Linked DNA regions of Homo sapiens: all the other regions are linked to region 3. A link is a contact called in ENCODE Hi-C or POLR2A ChIA-PET data. All regions are on one chromosome and are shown on one strand. The core of a region is the stretch at or near the end of the contact, and the rest is flanking DNA. Distances in the headings are between cores, read along the strand shown. Region 1 overlaps KIF3B (kinesin family member 3B). Region 2 has its middle 32 kb from the start of SUN5. Region 3 holds the start of C20orf203 (chromosome 20 open reading frame 203).

The links. Hi-C counts contacts between places; a loop is a spot of excess contacts on that map. ChIA-PET counts read pairs that join two places held with the same protein, here RNA polymerase II (POLR2A). Pooled maps may share reads with other maps.
Region 1: a map with no recorded cell type shows a loop between it and region 3 (8-fold over the local background). The contact joins the enhancer-like site here to the promoter of C20orf203 in region 3. A Hi-C loop is called at or near these places in 2 of 37 single-sample maps with no recorded cell type and 2 of 50 pooled maps. POLR2A ChIA-PET finds 5 or more read pairs at or near these places in 2 of 52 experiments (endothelial cell of umbilical vein and naive thymus-derived CD4-positive, alpha-beta T cell).
Region 2: a loop to region 3 is called in a pooled map, with 13 times the contacts of the local background. The contact joins the enhancer-like site here to the promoter of C20orf203 in region 3. A Hi-C loop is called at or near these places in 3 of 37 single-sample maps with no recorded cell type and 4 of 50 pooled maps. POLR2A ChIA-PET finds 5 or more read pairs at or near these places in 1 of 52 experiments (GM12878).

What each region holds. Positions count from the first base shown.
Region 1 is chr20:32,330,302-32,334,720 of GRCh38, reverse strand. It overlaps KIF3B (kinesin family member 3B), which reads right to left. Exons shown (of 9, transcript NM_004798.4): 8 at 4,402-4,419; 9 at 1-3,498. The coding sequence ends at 3,402. Among named protein-coding and RNA genes, the nearest start is that of ASXL1, 26 kb to the left of the region's middle. RefSeq lists an enhancer at 385-444. Within about 2 kb of position 1,825, at least 5 of the 41 ENCODE cell types and tissues checked have a DNase peak (open chromatin) inside an H3K27ac peak, as active enhancers do; they include endothelial cell of umbilical vein, where a contact is called at or near this core.
Region 2 is chr20:32,970,550-32,974,506 of GRCh38, reverse strand. No RefSeq gene overlaps it. Among named protein-coding and RNA genes, the nearest start is that of SUN5, 32 kb to the left of the region's middle. RefSeq lists enhancers at 1,787-1,916, 1,442-1,950, 1,951-2,458, 3,102-3,957. Within about 2 kb of position 2,051, at least 10 of the 41 ENCODE cell types and tissues checked have a DNase peak (open chromatin) inside an H3K27ac peak, as active enhancers do; they include GM12878, where a contact is called at or near this core.
Region 3 is chr20:32,671,793-32,676,067 of GRCh38, reverse strand. C20orf203 (chromosome 20 open reading frame 203) reads left to right here and starts at 2,127. Exons shown (of 6, transcript NM_182584.4): 1 at 2,127-2,436. RefSeq lists enhancers at 1-508, 1,360-1,429, 3,380-3,879.

The DNA.
Region 1 (4,419 bases), core at 576-3,075, 340 kb after region 3:
CAGATTTCTGAACAGTACAAAACAAAGCCTTGCGTGATAGACAATCACCAGGCCCACTATTCTTAGCCAGTTCCCTCAGAGCATTTTTAGTATGGCTTTTAGAGTATATTAACAGCCCCATTTTCGTCCACTGATGGGGTTCAGATGGTCTGAGGTGTTGTCTCCAGTACGCCTCAACCTCAAGTGGGAAATGTGAGGCAGAACTGATATCCATGTTAACAGGGAATCGACACTTCTCAGAAACTTGGCAACGATTCTACATTCAGTGAGGGAGGACTTGTCAGAGTCAGACAGGAAAAGCAGAGAGCGGCCCACGCCCCAGTTGCAGCACTCTGGCGCCCTTGGTCATGGAGGTGTGGGTGGAGCAATTCAAGCAGCATGCAGGCATTGGACGGGAAATAATCCAGCGTTAGGTCAGTCTTAAGAAAGTGCTTCATGCCTATGATTTGTGGCCTTGGGTTCTGAATCCAGGGGTCTGAGAGACATGTGACTTGAAAATATGAAGCCAGATACATTCTCCAGATCAGAGTAAAAGGGGGTCTATTGGGGGTTGCATACACAGTCTCAAACTCCTTCTCCTGATGGTCATCTTAGATCCTGTTAGACTTGCTTTCTGGCTTTGCTAGCTGCTGCCGGCATGAAGGCCCTCAGACGGCTCAGAACATTCTAGGTATGACTAGAGACATGAAAACCTAGTCCCTCAGTGGGCTTGGTAGGTCCTCTACATATTTGGCTCAATGCAGAACCCAAAACAGCAGCTTTCTGGTGACAGCACGACATTCTACAATCTGCTCTATTCAAATATTTATCGGATCCATTTTGAGAGAAGAAAAGCACCAGAGACTGCTTGGAAAGGGACAGCTTCATTTCCAAATGAGTCTTCTTTTCTTTCCACAGACCACCACATGAACACAGCTGAGTACAAGGCATGCCTGTCAACTTGTCTGTCTTCTCTTAGAAAAGTTCTATGTGTCACTTAACCACCCTTGGTCAGAAGAGTCACCTCGAGATACCAGTATTAATGTATAGGGTTATCTGCAGTTTTCTTTTTCTTTCTTTCTGTTTTTTTTTTTTTTTTTTTTTTTTTTGAGGGGGAGTCTCACTCTGTCACCCAGGCTGGAATGCAGTAGTGTTATCTCGACTCACTGCAACCTCCGCCTCCCAGGTTCAAGTGATTCTCGTGCCTCAGCCTCCCGAGTAGCTAGGACTAGAGGCATGCACCACCACACCAGGCAAATTTTTGTATTTTTAGTACAGATGGGGTTTCACCATGTTGGCCAGGCTGGTCTTGAAGTCCTAACCTCAGGTGGTCCACCCACCTCGGCCTCCCAAAGTGCTAGGATTACAGGCATGAGTCACCATACCCGGCCGGTTATCTGCAGTTTTCAATTCTCAGATTTGCTACATGAATATTTTTAGCCTACAGAATTCAGATTAGCTTTGAGGAAATGTGGTGTGAGAGACACGTGTAACCAGCAGAAAATCAGCTTAGGCTACCCACCTTAGCGTTTTGTTCTTATTCAAACAGGCAAATTCTTAGTAAATAAGAAAGAAGTAAAGTTTGATCTCAAGAAAATATGAGGGAAGGCTGAAAAGGGCCCTGGGTTCAGAAAGAAGGGTTACTAAAAAGGAGATAAGCCGCTGGACAACAGATCTCCATTTTGCAGAATGCTAAGACATTGCACTTAGTACCTCCTGTTTCCCATGGGTTCTGATCCAGAAATGTGCCCTGGGAACTGAGCAGCTGAGTTAAAATATAACTCAAGGCCCACCTGAGTCGCCACCTTCCTGAGGCACCGTGCCAGCAAGGTGCACCAGTGTGGCAGACCTGGAGACTCACTGTCCCCTCAGGCTTGGCTCATGGACTCAGACACCCACATGGGAATGCTTCCAGCCTGGATTAGTCATTCAATGGGCCTTCAATACAGACAAAAGGCAACAACTGCACATTAGTGTATTTCTAAAATTGGGCAAGTTCTTGGTCTCTGTCTCTCTTACAGACACATATGGACACATTCACAGAACACAGGCACCATCGTGCTCTCACACCCACACACACTTATGAGCTTCTCTTGAGGGAAAATGAGTAATATTCACCTAATGACCAACATAAAATGAAGCTCTGAATCTCAATAATACAAGGAACTAAAACTTACAAACCAAACTAGTAATATGTAAATGGGAATTCTGAACTCTCCTTTGAGCCTATTCAATCACACAGCTATTCTTCACCAGCATCTTAGGCTCTGCCTGGAGGGAGCCACAGTTCTAGGATTCGGTGAATTCTCTGCTGAAGGCAGGCAGGATTCCTTTGCTTCCATCTGTTATGTCTTCCCTGCCCACTGCACTGAGTCTCATGTCTCCATCTCTGCATCTGCCTAGCTACTCTTCTGCTCTCTATACCAATATGGAACAAAACGGGGAATTCAGAAGTGCCACAATACAGCTCCTTCCCTCAACTCCAGTCCCATCAGAGAAGGCAGAGACAGCCTCCTTTCTTCCACAAAACAGGCCCACTGCAGAGCATGCTCTGGATGCAGAGGATGGGCCCACACAAGGATGTTCAGAGTATGCGTGCATGGGAAAAGATGGTGACAAATGAAGAGTAAAGTGACATGGTGTATGGACATGGCACCAGCTTACAGACTTAGGTCTTTGACAGGATGGTCATGGTTTTGAGGTTTTAAAGAAGCTATTTCCCTAAACACTCAGAGAAGGCAAAGGGAATGTTATTTCTATTGCTCCCAACATTGAATCATTCAGAAGCAGAAATTGGAAGAGATTTCCTCACTGAGCAGGTCCCAAAGGCAGATCCACTTCTTACTGAGGTGCATGGAAGCAAGACTGCTGATGGTGCCCACCTGGGGCCTGGATCCAAATGCGATTTCTCATTTCTCCCTACAAGAACAGGCACCTATTCAAGTTCTAGGGTTTTCACTTTTCAACCTCACTGTCATTTTATCCCGAGGCTCCAAAGATGTGGTCCTGCTAAGGTGACTCCTGATTCTGCCCTATTGTTCAACAAGAAGGGAGCCCCATGTAAAGAACAGGCTAGAAAAGGAGAGAGGAGAGAAAGGGAGCACAGGGGAAGGGGGAGAAGAAGGCAAGGGGGAAGGAAGCAAGGTCACTGGTCATTCTCTTGCTTTCCACTTGAACTATCGCACTTTACCTTACCCATGCATTTCTGAGATGCTAATTAAAAGATGTTTCCCAGAGGGGCTGAGTGCCAGATTAGGAACAGCACGTTCAACCAGATTAAGTTGGTTGATCTGCAAAGAGGCCACCGCTTCTCCTCAGGGGAACAGTTCTGAGTTTGGGCCGAATCCTCTCTGCAGCTTTTTGCTAGTCTCTTCTCTCAGAAGGCAAATGCTGTTTCCGCCCTGGGAGAGGAGAAGCTGGCTTTACTTTGGAACCAGCCCCCGAGACTGTGGATAAAGCTGAGATGCAGGGGTTCCTGAGGAAGAGGAGGAGGATCCCGACTTCCTTCCACTTTTAGGCCTGCAAAAGTCAAACACATGTTTATATTACATGTCCCCATCTCTGTCCCTGACACATCAGATGTCATTAACATTTCATTTCAGGCCATTCTTCAATGGCCTGAAAACGACAAGTTCAACTGTAAAACCACTACACTGGCACAGCCTGAACCTTTGGGGATGGTGAAAATGGCCTCAGAACAGAGGTGTGGAACCTGAGAGAAGGAGACTCTGATGCTTAGCAATTGTTCTTCTTTAAAACCAAAGCTTGACTGTACTGTCCTTCCCTGATTGATAAAAAAATATTAAGTTTGCAGGTAGAATTTCTTCCATTTTGGTTTTCCACCCAATTGTTTTCCTACAACTTTTAATCCAGGATGTAATAAGACAGAATTACTAGTTTTGCACCACATGGGTGAGGTAAACTTAGCATGGAGGCCCAGAGACTGGGTTGTGGATCTGGATTGACCTATTTTTGAATTCTTGCTTTGGCCCTTACTTGCTGGGTTTCCTTAGAGATGGCTACTTTCTCAAATTCTCTAAGTTTCAGTTTTCTTGTCTATAAAATGGGACTGATTATAATATTTGCCTTCTAAGTTTTTACAGGAAATCATTAAGAGAATGTTTGTAAAGCACTTAGAACTACCGGACACCTCATGAGAACAGAAGAACTGACTGCTATTTCACTAGAACACATTCACCTTATAGTAAGGGACTGGGGACATTAGGTATTCTGGTATTCGGTATACCCAGCATAGTGTCTCAACCATAAATATTTGTAGAATAAATAAGTAAACATAGGAGTAATATGGCAATATTTTCTAGTGTGTTCTGCAAAGTATTCCATGATAAACAAGCATTCTTGCTTTGGTTTGTCCTTGTTCAAACATGTTCTGTTTAAACACACGTCATCAAAGCCACTCACCTGGCCTTGGATTTCTTA
Region 2 (3,957 bases), core at 802-3,301, 300 kb before region 3:
TTTGCCTGACAGGGACCATTCTGAGGCTCAAATGGGACTGCAGCCATGAGGCTATGGAAAGAGGCACAAAGTTCTCAGCAAACATCAGAGGCACGTTGGCAGTCACCACTTCATGGCTACATCCCCCATGTCAATTTCTTGTCCTCAGGGGCCCACTCTGATGGTGTCACAGCTCTGTTTGTTCTCCCTAACTTGATGGAAGTCTTTCCAGAAAGGACGTAGCTCCTTCAGCCATGAAGAAGAGCTGTTAACCCCTTCACCTGCTGAGCCGTGGGACCATGTCCAGCCTACGCACCTGAGCTCTGCTCTTAGTTTTCCATGCTCTGCTGTCAGCATGCCCCTACCCTCAAAGCCTCCTGCACCTTCTTCCAGCTTCTTGTCTATAATAATGATAATAACAGCTCATAATTCTTGGGCATTAGGTACCCTCAGAGGATCAAGATAAAGACACAGGCTGTTTTAAAAGAAAAAACAGTGTGGTTAAAAACATCACCTAAAAAAAACGAAAAAAGAAAAACTGTCTCTGCAGCTAGGCTTCTTCCTGGGTTCAAATCCCAGTTTCACCACTAACCAGCTATGTGACCCTTTGACAAGAGACTTTACCTCCCCGTGCCTCGGTTTCCTTATCTAACTGATTGGAATAATATTAGTACCTACCTCTCAGAATTGTGAGGATTAAAAGTAAAATCTTTAGAACATATCAAGCCTTTTGAATAGTGCTTGGTACATAACAAGTGCTCCGTAAATGTTAGTCATTACTACTGCAGAGGCAGGATAGCCTGCTGGTTAGGGATGTAGCTTCCTCCTAACTGTGTGACCTTAGACCAATTACCCGACCTCTCTGAATCCCATGGGTGTGGGGGTTAAATGTAGTCTTGCCTTGCATAAAACAACTACTCAATAAAAAGTTGCTATTTTTCCATGCCAGGCACTGTGATGATCTCATTGAATACTCACAACATCTCATGGGGTAGGTAATATCATTGAACCCATTTTATAGATGAGAAAACTGAGGCTTAGAAAAAAGGGTCTAATACAGGACAGAATTTGAATTCAGATTCAGGCCATCTGGGTCCATGCCCTTAACAGTTATATTACATCACCGGCCTAATATGCTCTGAGCTTTGAAAAACCCGTATCCAAGGTGGTTAGAACTTGTGAACATATTGAGTAAATTGGCACCAAGAGAGGACTTAAAACACATCTCACCTACATCATGCATGAGGACCTGTGGAGCTCAGAGGCCACGATCCATGGCCCCAGCCGAAGTCTAGAAGCCTGAGGTTGCAGCAAGTGTGAGCTCCTGATGAGTGAGGAGTTGGTGGTTGGGCTGTGATTGCTGCATGGAGAATCTAGGAGCCGAAGCGCAGGGCCAGTCCCTCACCACCAACTCCTGCGTGCAGGGAGGGATCTGCGGGGGGACGTTGATCAGGACAAAGAACACAGCCAACAGGAAGGCCTGGAAATGCCCAGGGAGGGCGCATATCCTCGGAGCCGTGGCTGGGCCACTGTCAGAGGACCAAGCTGTGGTGCAATGGCTGTGTTCCTTGACATCAAGTGCAGAGCCACCTGGGGACGGGACATACCGAAGGCACATCAGGCACAGCAGGGGCTTCGGGCCCCCATCCCCCACTCATCTCTAGCCTGAGCCCTGCACCATGGCCCATGAAGACAGGCCATCCAGCCAGGGTGCCCTGGATGGTGTCCGGGATGCCAGGTGGGCACCAGCACTGAGGGCAAGAGTGGGTGGGAAGGGCACAGAGGGACGAGTCACCAGCCCATCCCACACCCAGACCCCCAGGGCCTCTCCTTGGACACCACTTAGCAGGTAAGGCCCAGAAAAAAGCAGGCAGGGTATGCCCCACTCCAGTCACAGCAACAGTCTGGCCAGCCATTCTGGTTTGCCCAGGACTGGGGGGTGCCCAGGATGTGGAACCTTACATTTGAAAACCAGGACAGTTCCAAGCAAACCAGGACAAGCTGGTCACCATCTACAACAGGAAATAGGGGCTCGTGAGACAGGCAGGCTGACTGGTTTCCTGGTTTTGATGTGGTTTAGAGAAAAAGTACAAAAACCCCTTATCAGACTGTAGCTCACCTGACTTCCAGCCAATCAGCAGCCAAAGACCCAGGAAACTATTCACCACGAGTTCCTGCTCTAGGGGGCTAGGGACTTCCCTGGGGCCCCGCATGTGCAGTTAGACTTAAACTTCAACTTACCCTCTTCCTCATTTTAATGCTGCAAATCGTGCCCAAGCACGGAGATTTAAAATGCTGATGTTACATGCAATGTTTGAAAAAGTGTGTTGAGCCACTGTGCAAGTGCTAGAGAAACCCCTCCTCCTATACATGCCCTGGCAAAATCCTTCCCTACAGAAAGTCCCTGGAAATCTGACCCCCACGCTCCCCTGGGGAAACCCTTCCCTATAGAAAGGCCCTGGAAATCTAACCCACACACTCCCCTGGAGGAACCCTGAAACCCCTCTCCATAGAAAGGCCCTAGAAATCTAACCCACACACTCCCCTGGGGAGCAGCCTGCCCTCTTCCTTTCATGTTGCTGACTTCCCTCGTGCACAAGCTAAATAAAGCTCTTTCTCTTTGCTGCTATGTCTGGTGATCGCTCTTGATTTCTATCCTGGCAGATTACAAGGACCCAGGGCGCCGATAACACTAGAACTCTGGGATGCCTGAGAGGAGAGAGAATCAGGATGAGAAGCAGTGCCTGAGAGAGCAGAGAAGTGGAGACGGAGAAAACACAAGGCCAAAGACAGGAGGCAATGAGACTGAAGCAGAAAGAGAATGGATGGAGAAACAGGAAGACAGAGTCACAGCTAGAGACACAGAGATGGGGGAAAGAGAGGCAGGAAGTGGAACAGGACAGGGAGATGGCGTTAATGGTGGAGAGCGTCCTGGTTCTTGGAATCTTGAACAAAGAATTGGACAAAATACACAAACAAAGCAAGGAAGGAGTGAAGGGATTTACTGAAAATCAAAGTACACTCCACAGTGAGGGAGCAGGCCCGAGCGTAGCGGCTCAAGTGCCCCGTTATAGAATTTTTGGGAGTTTAAATACCCTCCAGAGGATTCCACTGGTTACTTGGGGTACACCCTATGTAAATAGAGAGGATGAAGTAAAATTACAAAGTTATTTACTTGGCCTACACCCCACGGAGAGGATATTTCCTGTCCTAGCTGAAGTGGGAATTGGCCTTATGTTCCCTGCCTTCAGACCCTATTTTCCTGCCTCACTGGGGGCACTCCAAAGACCCTGTGGCTGCCTCCCTGTCCCAGCTGAGCCCTCAGCCCCTCACCTCCTGCTCTGGGCCTCCCACCTTGTCTCCCACCCCCATCCCATGCCCACGTTGGTTCACGGTTGAGCACAGAGGCCCCCACCTGCTGGTACCCCATCTAGGGAGACAGAGGTTCAGGGAGGGAAGGGCCTCATAGGGCTCCCACAGCACCTCAAAGGGGTAGCTGGAGCCTGCAGCCTGACCCACCCCATGCTGCCCATGGCACTGGGAGGAAGGGAAACCACCTCACGGCCCTTCCCCAGCAGCTGCTGTGTGCCAGGCGGCATGCCCAGGCATAACGGGCATGAGACAGGCAGTACTGTCACCCCAGTTTTGCAGATGAGGCTAGCAAGGAGCTGTCTCTGACCTGAGGTCACACAACCAGGACTCGAACCCAGGCTTGCTGGCCCCAGATCCTAAGCTCTTTCCCTAAGACTGACAAGAAAACCAGAGGGTGGAAAGGGGGCTTGGTGTCCCCTGGACCCTGCAGCTCAGCACTTTAGCCCCACCCAGACCAGGACAAGCCCACCGTGGAAGAGGGATCCCACGCCCAAGCCTCCCCAACCCAGCCTCAAGCCAGGGGCTCAGGAGGCCGGAGACAGGGCTGGGGTCTGAATGGCGGAGCCAGGATGGGGCTGAGACCTGGACCCGGCCCTGCCATTGATT
Region 3 (4,275 bases), core at 878-3,377:
TGGGTTGGACAGGGAGGCTTCTTGAAGATTGACCCCCAACCTGAGTCTCCCCAGCGGAAGGGGAATTCGGCTGGTGGGGAAGGTGGGGGAATGGGCGTGGCGTATTCTAGGCTTAGGGATCCCAGGGCTGCGGGAGGACAGCCAAAGCTGGAGCGCCAGTCGTGCAGGCCAGAGCTGATGGGGCTTTGCCTACCATGCCAGGTGCTGCTTCTGGAGGGTGGGGCAGGGGGAAGGATTTGAAATGAGGTAGCAACAGCACAATCAGAATTGTGTTGTTCAAAGGCCTTCCTGTCACGGGGAGAGGATAGGCCACCACAGGTTCTTTCCTATCTCCCTCTTTCCCCTCCAGACCTTACCCCTTCTAAAATGGAGGCATTTTGTTTGTTTTCGCTCAGAACCCAGTTCCTCATGAACTGTCATTGTAAATAGACCGGAGGCCAGAACAAAGGAAGATTTTTTAAAATTATTTTTTCCTCCTTTAAAGACTAGCTTAATGAGAACTGCTGACATGGGGTAAAGTACAGCACGCCCAAGCTGAGAGAGGTGTGGGGGTACCCTAGACTGGGAAACTGAGGCCCAGGGAGAAGCACTGCTGGGCAAGGAGCATCCCTCTACATCCCAGGTGGGGTGGGCGCTCCACACACCAGTGTGATGGGAAAAGTGGAGGTGATGAGTGTCCTCACCTGGGCACAGCCTGGCCCTCATGAGATGGAACGTGCAGGGAGCCTTTTGGGGGAGGGTTCAGGAGGAGAACTGGGTGGTTTGCCCAGGAACTCAGAAGGAGTATTCCCTAGGCGGGTGGGTAGCGTGTGGAAGGACACCTGAGGCAGACAGAAGACACAGAGACCCAAGGGAGAAGGAAGAACGGCTGGGTTTAGAGACGTGGACGTAAGTGAAAGGGCAGAGCCAAGGATGCAGCAGGACAGGAGGGAGGGGGTTAATAACACACTTGAAGCCCACGGTCCAGGTTTGATTTCATTTAACTTAGTTTACTCTGGACCCCTGAGTCTCTCTCAAATTTGAATGGCCTTTTTTTCCTTTTGAAGGGGGATTCTTTAGGAGGAAGGGCAGAGAGGGCACCAAGCAAGTAGATACTGTCTCTAATAAAAGTTTTGGTCATGGCCAGGCGCAGTGGCTCACTCCTGTAATCCCAGAACTGGGAGGCCCGAGGCAGGAGGATTGCTTGAGCCCAGGAGTTCAAGACCAGCCTAGGCAAAATGGCAAGATCCCTATCTCTACAAAAAAAAAAATAATAATACAAAAATTAGCTAGGCATGGTGATGTGCACCTAGTCCCAGCTACCTAGGAAGCTGAGGTGGGAGGATTGCTTGAGTCTGGGAGGTCGACGCTGCAGTGAGCTGTGATTGCACCACTGCACTCCAGCCGTGGTGACAGAGTGAGACTCTGTCTAAAAAAAAAAAAAGGAAGTTTCGAGGGTGAGATGAAGTAAAAGACTGGAATGTTCTTGAGACATTGGGCTAGAGATTGTCATTTGTTTTTGCTACTTAAATCCAGGTGCTCTGGGCTAACCTGATTGGGCCCCTGATGCAAAAGCGCCTCCTGGTGGGTGGTTCTGAAAACACTGAATACTTTCCTCCCCCTGCCACCCAGTAACAATATTAATAATACAAATACAGCATTTTTTTTTCCCTGCAGAACAAAATTCCTAGAAGCTGAAGGGCTGAGTTGCTGAACATGAGCATTTTACTTTTAGGCAGATTACATCAAAGTCTCTTTCCAAAAAGTTGGCACCAATTGGCACCCCATTTTTGGTGCATTTAAATATTAAACACCAAGATGAGACTGGATGGATCCCTCTCCTGAAATGTCCTGTCCATAAATGAAAGAGCTGGGGCCAAGCTCACGGTGGCTCACGCCTGTAATCCCAGCACTTTGGGAGGCCAGGGTGGGAGGATTGCTTGAGCTCAGGAGTTCAAGACTAGCCTGGGAAATATAGGGAGACCCCTGTCTCTTAAACAAACTTAAAAAAAATGGCTGGATTAAACGACAACAACAGTTTCAGGGACCCAGTCTTTTCTGAACAGTGTCTCCCCCGCTCAGCTCTCACAGATCATTGAGGTGGGCGGGGTTAGACCCATTGACAGTTGGACCTGCAGGGCCAGGTCACATAGCCAGTGGGTCTGAGCTGACTTTTCTTCCCAAGCCTGTGTGATCCCCAAAACCCTTGGCTGCCCCCACTCTGCCCCCCGCCTCCCAGCCCTTCCAGCTGCAGCCTTTTCACTCATTCCACCACCACTCAGCTCTGAGTGGCTACGCTGGCGGGCTCTCTGCTTTGCGTCGGAGACATCACAGTGAGCAAAGGCAGATATGTTTTATGTGCCCTTGAAGAATCTCCCAGACAAACGTGTCATTGCAGTCGGAGCCAAATGGCCGGGGCAGGTGGCACAGATGAATGCCGGGCAGAGGAGCCTGCAGGTGGGTGGAATGCAGCCTGTCTGTGCTGAAAGTGTGGGGTGACCCTGGGGTTTTAAGCAGGGGATGGTGACCAAAAAAGCCAGCAGAAAGACCAGTGTGTGGTTTTGAAGCTGCTGCCCTAGACTCCCTGTGCCTCATGTGTCCCTTGGAGCTCCACCTGGGTCTCTGTGCCCACGGGGCTGCGGTGAGGCTCCCCGAATGTGGGGACCGTGTGGCCGTTGAGCCCATCTCCGGCAGCTATGGCTGAGGCGCCAGCCACTTCCGCCCTGTGCTCTCTCTGTGGTTGGCTACGGGGGCTGAGACACCTCCGGCCAGTCTTGAGGGGAGCAGGAGGAGGCTGCTGGACTGTCCCCCATGGCAGCCACAGGGCCTCTTCACTCCCTCCTGCCTCTGTGGCTCCAGGGGCCCAGCTCAGCCTCTTCCTGCCGTTTGTACCAGCCCTGGGGCTCCTCAGGAGGGCGGGCTTGTCGCTTGTTCCCCCAACCCTGCAACCCCTCCACTTCCTCTCCTCACCCGCCCCAGGGTGTGAGGTGGGACACAGAGAGATGCCCAGCCCTTACTACCAAGGAGTCTTGGGTCTTGAGGGGGCTTCTTTTATGGCCACTCATTTCAGCCCCTAGATCCTGCCAGTCCCATATTCTTCACTCCCTGAGGCCTTCTGGCTCTCAAAGCCCGAGTCTAGTGCCTTCCTACCAGCCATCTTCACCAGGCCCCTCTCCTATGCTGGGTCTGTTTAGATGCAGGGGCACAGGGAGTAGGAAAAGGTCTCTGCTGCCGGAGCCCACAGCCCTGTGGGAAGACAGCAGGGCCAGGTGGCAGTCAGGGAGAGAAGCACTTTTCTGGAACTGTGTGAAATGCTGTGAGCTTGGGGGAGGCAGGGGAGGGAGTGGGGAGGGTAGAGGAGGAAGAGTCCCAGAACAAAAAGGCCTGGTGTGGTGAGAAATTCAGGAGGGAATAAAAGGGAACAAGAGCAAGAAATAGAGACAGGCACACTGTGGTTCTTGGTTTTTCCCACAAAACTAAAGCTATTTAAATTGAAGAAGTATTTTTTTTTTTTTGGAGATATTGTCTTGCTCTGTCACCCAGACTGAAGTGTAATGATGCAATCATAGCTCATTGTAACCTTGACCTTCTAGGCTCAAGCAGTCCTCCTGCCTCAGCCTCTTGAGTAGCTAGGACTACAGGCATGCGCCACCACACCCAGCTAATACATATGTATGTATGTATGTATGTATAATATATATGTAATATATTTTATGTGTGTGTATTTATTTTATTTTATTTTATTTTTTTGAGACAGAGTCTTGCATTGTCACCTGGGCTGGTGTGCAGTGGTGGGATCTCGGCTCACTGCAACCTCCATCTCCTGGGTTCAAGCGATTCTCCTGCCTCAGCCTCCCAAGTAGCTAGGATTACAGCTAGCTACTGTAATAGCTACTGGGCGCCCACCACCATGCCCAGCTAATTTTTTGTATTATTAGTAGAGATGGGGTTTCACTGTGTTGGTCAGGCTGGTCTCGAACTCCTGACCTTGTGATCCGCCTGCCTTGGCCTCCCGGAGTGCTGGGATTACAGGCGTGAGCCACTGCCCCGGCTCCTCTTAAATTTTTAAGTGCACGCTACAGTATTGTTAACTATAACCACAATGTTGTGCAGAAGACCTCCGGACATTTTTATCTGTGTGACTGAAACTCTATACCCATTGAACAGCAACTCTCTGTTCCCCACTCCCCCTCAGCCCCTGGCAACCCAACCCCCATTCTACTATTTTTTTTTTTTTTTTTTTTTTTTGGAGACAGAGTTTCACTCTTGTTGCCCAGGCTGGAGTGCAATGGCACG